Linked DNA regions of Homo sapiens: region 2 is linked to region 1. The links are chromatin loops, found by intact Hi-C in ENCODE. Cell type or tissue: CD4-positive, alpha-beta T cell. All regions are shown on one strand. Each heading gives the region's core, and the rest is flanking DNA. Links, peaks and the distances in the headings are about the cores only. Region 1 has its middle 4.9 kb from the start of WNK1. Region 2 holds the start of LOC101929432 (a long non-coding RNA gene).

Region 1 (4,397 bases), core at 242-4,241:
TCTTCTGAATTATTTAAGTTTTTTTTTTTTTTGTTTTTTGAGACAGAGTCCCGCTCTGTCGCCCAGGCTGGAATGCAGTGGCGCCATCTCCGCTCACTGCAAGCTCCGCCTCCCGGCCCGGGTTCACGCCATTCTCCTGCCTCAGCCTTCCGAGTAGCTGGGGCTACAGGCGCCCACCACTACGCCCAGCTAATTTTTTTGTATTTTTAGTAGAGACGGGGTTTCACCATGTTCGGCAGGATGGTCTCAAACTCCTGACCTTGTGATCCACCCACCTTGGCCTCCCAAAGTGCTGGGATTACAGGCGTGAGCCACCACGCCTGGCCCCTTATTTAAGCATTTTTTAATGGTTCAATTTTACCCCTACTACTGGTTTATTACCTATACCTCTGTATTTGATAATTTTAGTGATTGCTTCAGTCTTTCCAATATGTAACTTGAAATTATTATAGTTTACCTTCAAATAATATTATGACATTTCATATATAGTATAAGACCCTAATAACATTATTCTTCCATTTCCTCCTCCTGTCCCTTATGCTATAACCATTATACATTTACTTCTATATATATTATTTTTTTAAAATTTTATTTACTTTAAAAATATTTTTTGTTTTTTAGAGACAGGGTCTCACTATGTTGCCCAGGCTGGTCTTAAACTCCTGGCATCAAGTGATGCTCACACCTCGGCCTCCCAAAGTGTTAGGATTACAGGCATGAGCCTCCATGTCCCGCTTACTTCTTCATATATTATAATGCATATTATACCTTGTTTTTACGTTTGCTTGAAACCATCATTTACCTTTTAACATGACTAATAAAGTGCCTTTTATGTTTTCTTTTATTTATTTTCTTTTTTATTTTCTGGGCTTTTATATTTTCCAACATATTTTTTTTCTGGTATTTTCATTCCTTGTTTAAATCCTAATTTACTACTCCTTTTACTAATATACTAATACTTTCCTTTAAAAAAATTATTGCAATGCAGGTCTGCTTGCAATGAATTCTCTCACCAAAAAATATATCTAGGTTGGATGAGGAGTAGTGGTGAAACAGTCCAACAGGTGTATTTTGTAAAAGCTTCCTAGGTGATTCTGATAAATCTTTTCCTGTGAGAGCATGTTAAAGCCTGGGACATTTTAAATATTTCCCCCTATGTTCTTTCCAGATAATGTGAAAAACTTATACTTGGTAATGTCTTATGGTGACATACTGTGCAGCTATTAAAGAACGATGTTTCCAGAGAGTATGTAATACACTGGAAAAGCTTACGACATAATTATAAAATTTTTATCTGTCTGGAAAGAAATACGCCTACATATTAAAGGTTGCTATCTATGGCTGGGTAGATTTTCTGGTAATTTTCACTTTCTTCCATACTTTATTCTGTAACGTTCAAATTATCTGCAACGAGTGACAATGTGTTAAGAAATTCACAAAATAAAGAGATGAGTATTCAGCTGGGCACCGTGGCTCACGGCTGGCCAACATGGTGAAACCCCACCACTACTAAAAAGAAAAATAAGCCGGGCATGGTGGCGTGTGCCTGGAGTCCCAGCTTCTTGGGAGGCTGAGGCAGGAGAATCACTTGAACCCGGGAGGCAGAGGTTGCAGTGAGCCAAGATTGCACCACTGCACTCCAGCCTGGGCGACAGAGTGAGACTCCGTCTCAAAAAAGAAACAACAAAAAAGATCTGAGTATTCCCCAGAAGTAATTCTCCTTTTCATTTTGGTGTGTACTACCTAGACTTTTTCTGCATGCCTTTAAATACACACAGAAACAGAATTTTTTAAAAAAATACAAGATGTGATATAGTGCATATTATTCTGAAACTTGAGCCTTTCACTTAATAGTTATGGCACCACATACATATTTCCCTCCTTTTTTCCTACTGTTGCATGGTGTACCCCAAACTGGAAATACCATAGTTTAGCTATTTTCTTATTGATGAACATGCAGATCATTTGGATTTTTTGTTACAAATAAAGCCATAGTGAAAGGTTTTATGTTTTGTTTTTGTTTTTTAGAGACAGGGTCTTGCTCTGTCACTCAGATTGGAGTGCAGTGGCGTGATCATAGCTCACTGCAGCCTCGACCTCCTGGGCTCAAGTAATCCTCCCACCTCAACCTCCCAAGTAGCTAGGACTACAAGCACACACCACTGCACCTGGCTATAGTGAATATTCTTATAGATATTTCTTTCCTTTTTTTTTTTTTTTGAGATGGAGTCTTGCACTGTTGCCTGGGCTGGAGTGTAGTGGCACAATCTCGGCTCATTGCAACCTCCACCTCCCGGTTCACGTGATCCTCCTGCCTTAGCCTCCCGAGTAGCTGAGGTTACAGGCACACACCACCACACCCGGCTAATTTTTTGTATTTTTAGTAGAGACGGGGTTTCACCATGTTGGCCAGACTGGTCTCGAACTCCTGACCTTGTGATCCACCCGCCTCGGCCTCCCAAAGTGTTGGGATTACAGGCGTGAGCACCCACCCTCTTATAGATATTTCTTAGGAAACACGTGCAAGTATTTTTCCAAGGTAGGTACCAAAAAGAAAGAAAAAGACGATGCACATTGTACGTTTTAATAATTGCTAACAAATTGCCCTCAAAAAAGCTTGTACCAATTTACCGTATCATTAACAGCACGTTTCTCCACATCCTCGCCAACACTTGATATTATGAATCCCTAAAAATTTTGCAAATTGCCATGATGGGGACACTAAAAAAAAAAAAAAAAAATTTTTTTTTTTTTTTTTTTTTGCTCAATTTAGACCAGGCGTGGTGGTTCACGCCTGCAATCCTAGCACGTTGGGAGGCTGAAATAGGAGAACTGCTTAAGTCCAGGGAGTTCAGACCAGCCAAGGTAACATAGTGAGACTTCATCTCTACAAAAAATTTAAAAATTAGCTGGACATGGTGGTGCACACCTGTGGTCCCAGCTACTCGGCAGGCTTGAGCCTAGAAGTATGAGGCTACAGTGAGCTGTGATTGCACCACTGCACTCCAGCCTGGACAACAGAATGAGACTCTGTCTCAAAAAAAGATAATTTTTCAATTTTATGAGAGAAAATATTATATTTTAATCTGCATTTTGCTAGTTACTGAGTTTCAGCATCTTTTTCATGTCTATTTTTGTTATTTGCATTTACTGCTTTATTTTATTTTATTTTTTTTTCTGAGACACAGTCTCGCTTTGTTGCCCAGGCTGCAGTGCAATGGTTCAATCTCGGCTCACTGCAACTTCCACCTCCTGAGTTGAAGCGATTCTCGTGCCTCAGCCTCCCGGGTAGCTGGGACTATAGGCGCGCACCACCATGCCCGGCTAATTTTTGTATTTTTAGTAAAGACGGGGTTTCACCATGTTGGCCAGGCTGGTCTCGAGCTCCTGACCTCAAGTGATCCTCCCACTTAGGCTCCCAAAGTGCTGGGATTACAGGTGTAAGCCACCATGGCATTTACTGCTTTGTAAATTATCTTTTCATATCCTCCTTTTCTATACAGTGGTTTGCCTTTTTCTCAGTGATTTAAGAGGGTTTTTTTCCCCCCATATCTTTTGGATATTAATCTTTTGTTATACAGTCTCCAGAGTTTTTCTGGCAGTTTGTCACTTGTGTTTTGTTGAATAGATTATCAATTTTGATATTGTCAAATATTTTCCTTTGTGGCTCTTGGATTGCTCTTTGAAGCCCTTTAGTACCCTATGTTCTCCTACATTTAAAAAATTATTTAGAGATATTTTTTAAAAGTTTGGTTCTTCAATTTATGTGGAAATTAATTTTGTGAACAGTCTGAAGTAAACACTGACCTCATTTATTTTTCAAATGAATAACTAATTGTCCAAGCACTGTTTATTATTTTGCCCTACTGACTTCAAATGCCATTTTCTATATGAAATTCCCATACATACATGAGACTGTTTCTGTACTCTCTCTTCTGTTCCATTGCCTATGCTTATCTCAATACCATATAGATTTAATTTTATGGTTTTATAATATACTTTGATATAGGGAAAATCCCACCCCCTTTATTTCATTTATAATATAAAGTTCTTAAAAAACTATTCTTCATTGTTTATCTGCCTGATTCTCACTTCCTACTTCCAGATGACAGGGTTCCAGACGACAAAGAGGTAAAATAAAAATTACCCATAGGCAAGACAAAGGAGCATGGGAAAATGAGGGAAAGGAGACAAAAAAAAAAAAAGAGAAATGCTCTTAAGGTGGGACAATTTTTCCCCTACACTTCAAGAAGCAACTTTATGTATCAATATTTTGCCACATTCAAAGTAAGGTAGATTTTGTGTGTTTAGGATATTTCAGCCACTGTCTAAATCAAAGGTGTCTCTGACTTTCATTGCTAGCTAGTTACCAATGGCAGAAACCATGTAAACAAAAA
Region 2 (4,397 bases), core at 291-4,290, 58 kb before region 1:
ATCTCAAAACAGGGGGCTTCCAGGTTATAGGTAGATTTTAACATTTTCTGATTGGCAATTGGTTGAAGAGTTATTATCAATAGAAAGAAATGTCTAGGTTACAATAAGGGGTTGTGGAGACCAAGACTTTATCGTCCAAGCAGCAGGCTTCAGAGAGAATAGATTACAAATGTTTCTTTTTAGACTAACAAGACTTAAGATCTGTGTTAATGTTAATGCTGGTCAGCTTTTCCTGAATTCCAAAAGGGAAGAGCATATATGAGGAATGTCAGACCCTTGCTTCCCATCATGGCCTGAACTAGTTTTTCAGGTTAACTTTAGAATGCACTTGGCCAAGAGGAGGGATCCATTCAGATGGTTGGAGGGGGCCCTAGAATTTTATTTTTGATTTACTGGTGGAAGGGAAAAGGCAAGGTCTGGGATAGAAGAGAGGGCCCAAGATAATGGCTTGGGAGTATGCTGATCTAAAGGGGAAAAACTGAAAATGTAAGCAGAGAGTTAATTTGGGCCAAGTTTAAGCACTGCAACTTGGAAGCATAGATTCAAGTTGCCCTGAATGTATGCTCTGATTAGCAGCAGTTACAAGAAAGTTTTTAAAGGAAAAGAATAGACGAGTTCCTAAATTGTTTACCAAGAAATTACATTCAAATGACATAAAATATTCATTGGCTATACATTTTTCTTTGTATCAAAAATTCCAGGAACATGAAGACAATGGGTGAAGCAGCTAGTCTGAAAACTACAGGGAAGAAAAGAAAGAACAGGCCGGGCACAGTGGTTCATGCCTGTAATCCCAGCACTTTGGGAGGCCGAGGCTGGCGGATCACGAGGTCAGGAGATAGAGACCATCCTGGCTAACACGGTGAAACCCCGTCTCTACTAAAAAATAGAAAAAATTAGCCAAATGTGCTGGTGGGCGCCTGTAGTCCCAGCTACTCAGGAGGCTGAGGCAGGAGAATGGTGTGAATCTGGGAGGTGGAGCTTGCAGTGAGCCAGGATTGGGCCACTGCACTCCAGCCTGGGCGACAGAGCCAGACTCCATCTCAAAAAAAAAAGAAAGAAAGAAAAGAAAGAACAAAATGTCTTCAAATAATTGTCCCTGGGTATGGGTGGGGGCATGCATGTGATTGAAGCCCCATACTCATTTCTCTCTGGGCCAGATAAATTTTGCATACCTCACAAAGCTCTGACTGCTCTTAGCTATTTTTATTTTTCATTTCTCCCTTTCGATCAGAATTTTTCTCTTCTAAAAGTATTGATGATCAGCCGGCACAGTGGCTCATGCCCTGTAATCCCAGCACTTTGGGAGGCGGAGGCGGGTGGGACACCTGAGTCGGGAGATCGAGACGATCCTGGCTAAGATGGCGAAACCCTGTCTCTACTAAAAATAGAAAAAAGTAGCCGGGTGTGGTGGCATGCGCCTGTAGTCCCAGCTACTCGGGAGGCTGAGGCAGGAGAATCGCTTGAACCCGGGAGGCAGAAGTTGCGGTGAGCAGAGATGGTGCCATTGCTGTCCAGCCTGGGTAACAAGAACAAAACTCCACCTCAAAAAAAAAAAAAAAAGTATTGAGGATCAGCATTTTAGATGTCTGTCCCACATCACCATGAAGCACATCGAAGGGAAAGAAGAAACAGGTACTATGGCTCAAGAACATAGAGAAGTCTCAAGTCCAAACTGATAGGCAGCACAAAGGTGAGGGAGGAGAACAGGGAATTAGGGTAGCCAAGGGTTGGGGCAGAAGCAAAGGAATAGCAGGTGCAGCCAGTTCTCATAAGCAAGAGAACAGCAGGTGCAGCCAGTTCTAGGCAAGATTGTGCAGCGTGCAGGCCACATCTTCACTTCTGTGGTAACAAGACAGAAGTTTCCACTTCAGCTTCTGATTGACTGCAGGCCAAGCCTCCACTTCAGCCTCTGATTGGTCTGAGGCCAATCCTTCATAGGGTGTAACCAATTGGAGGCCTCTAAAGGGCACCTGGGGTGTTGCCAAGTTCTTTCAGCTTAATAAAAACCCTAATTGAGGAGTCTCTAGCTGCTTGCTCACACCTGCTTTTACTCTGTGAGTTGTACTTTTGCTTCTTCAATAAATCTGTGCCTTTGTTACTCCGTTCTTTTGTTGTTTTGCTTGTGCGTTTTGTTTAATTCTTTGTTTGAAACCCCAAGAACCTGGACAACTCACAGTCAAGACCTTCCGTCCGGTAACAAAGCAACAGACCTCAGTCATGTCATCTGCTTACAAAGGAGCCACGGTATGTTGAATCACTTCTTTTTTCTTTTTATTATTTATTTATTTATTTATTTATTTATTTATTTATTTATTTATTTATTTGAGACGGAGTTTCACTCTTGTTGCCCAGGCTGGAGTGCAATGGTGCGATCTCAGTTCACCGCAACCTCCACCTCTCGGATTCAATCAATTCTCCTGCCTCAGCCTCCCGAGTAGCTGGGATTACAGACAAGTGCCACCACACCCGGTGAGCTTTTTGTATTTTTAGTAGAGACGGGGTTTCACCGACCTCAGGTGATCCGCCCGCCTCGGCCTCCCAAAATGCTGGGATTACAGGTGTGAGCCACCGTGCCCACCCCTGCTGAATCATTTCTAAGCATCTAGCTATCATGATTAGTTTTTTTTGTTGTTGGCTTTTGTGAAAGGAAAATAAACCTCAGGACCCCAAAGTCACTAGTCCAAAGGGAAGACTCAAGCTGCGAACTGCATCCGGCAAACATGACCCCCGTTCTATTCCTAAATAAGATAGCTACAAAGAGAAAAAAAATCACATACATCCGTCACAATTTGCCCAAAGGGAAATTCCTTGTGGACAAAGGACAGCCGGAACTCAGTCATCCCTCTGCTCACGTGAGACAAAAGCAGGCATATCTAATTACTTCCTTTGTCCTATTGTCTCACTAAGCTAGACTAAGGCATAAGTGACTATTCCTGTAAAATGTGTATTCAGTGAAAGGCTAATCAGAAACTCAAAAGAATGCAACCCGCTGGGTGCGGTGGCTCACGCCTGTGATCTCAACACTTTGGGAGGCCGAGGCGGGTGGGATGACCTGAGATTAGGAGTTCGAGACCAGCCTGGCCAACATGGTGAAACCTTGTCTCTACTAGAAATACAAAAATTAGCTGGGTGTGGTGGCACACACCTGTAATCCCAGCTACTCAGGAGGCTGAGGCAAAAGAATCGCTTGAGCTCAGGAGGCTGAGGCAAAAGAATCGCTTGAGCTCAGGAGGCAGAGGTTGCAGTGAGCCGAGATCTCACCACTGCATTTCAGCCTGGGAGACAGAATGAGACTGTCTCAAAAAAATAAAAATAAAATAAAATAAAGAATGCAACTGTTTGTCTCTTCTCTACCTATGACCTGGAAGCCTGCTTTGAGTTGTCCTGACTTTCAGACCAAATCAATGTACATCTTACATATATTGATTGATGTCTCACATTTCCCTAAAATGTATAAAACCAGGCTATATCCCAAACACCTTGGGCACATGTGTCACAGGTGTGTCCTTAACCTTGGCAAAATAAACTTTCTAAATTGATTGAGACTTGTCTCAGGTACTTTTTGATTCACATTTTAGACACTTAGAAACATAAGACATAATCAATTTAAGAATTAAAAATATTACGCAATCGGCCAGGCATGGTGGCTCACGCCTGGAATCCCAGCACTTTGGGAGGCTAAGCGGGCGGATCACGAGGTCAGGAGATCGAGACCATCCTGGCTAACACGGTGAAATCCCGTCTCTACTAAAAATACAAAAAATTAGCCGGGCGTGGTGGCGGGCACCTGTAGTCTCAGCTACTTGGGAGGCTGAGGCAGGAGAATGGTGTGAACCTGGGATGTGGAGCTTGCAGTGAGCCGAGATCACGCCACTGCACTCCAGCCTGGATGACAGAGCAAGACTCAGTCTCAAAAAAAAAAAAAAAAAAAAAACAGATTACACAAATAAGGTCAATTATTATTCGAGACAGGATCTCACTCTGTTGCACTGGCTGAAGTACAGTGGTGCAATCAGAGCTCACTGCAGCCTCACCCACCCAGGCTCAAGCAATCCTCCCACCCCTGCCTCCTTAGTAGCTGAGACCACAGGCACATGCCACCATGCCTGGCTAATTGTTTTTTTCTTTTTTAGAGATGGGTCTTACTATGTTGCCCAGGCTGGTCTTGAACTCCTTGCCTCCCAAAGTGCTAAGATTACAGATGTAAATCATAGCAATTGGCCTTAACATAACATTATTTTAAGAGTTTAAATTCCTGAAAGCAATTTTGAAATTATTATACAAGTACCCTCCCCAATGTGTTCCTCAGTTGTCCTGGGTCCCAAGTACCCATATGGCACTCAGAATGGCTATAAAGGGCAGGGACCATCTGGGTCCTGAATTTACATACCAGG

The links. Peaks named below come from ENCODE experiments on the same cell type or tissue, not always from the same donor. Only the 100,000 strongest peaks of a DNase experiment are listed, where the experiment ranks them.
Region 2: a loop joins it to region 1, with 2.6 times the contacts of the local background. A loop is called at or near these places in 17 of 110 quality-filtered maps.

The regions. Positions count from the first base shown.
Region 1 is chr12:745,472-749,868 of GRCh38, forward strand. No RefSeq gene overlaps it. Among named protein-coding and RNA genes, the nearest start is that of WNK1, 4.9 kb to the right of the region's middle. In CD4-positive, alpha-beta T cell, for the core only: no CTCF peak of the experiment used is centred there; no DNase peak of the experiment used is centred there; H3K27ac peaks cover 190 bases.
Region 2 is chr12:687,791-692,187 of GRCh38, forward strand. The region is part of intron 1 of LINC02455 (long intergenic non-protein coding RNA 2455); the gene reads right to left. It overlaps LOC101929432 (a long non-coding RNA gene), which reads left to right and starts at 2,033. Exons shown (of 4, transcript XR_007063153.1): 1 at 2,033-2,247. RefSeq lists an enhancer at 1,636-1,685. In CD4-positive, alpha-beta T cell, for the core only: no CTCF peak of the experiment used is centred there; a DNase peak (open chromatin) is centred at 1,913.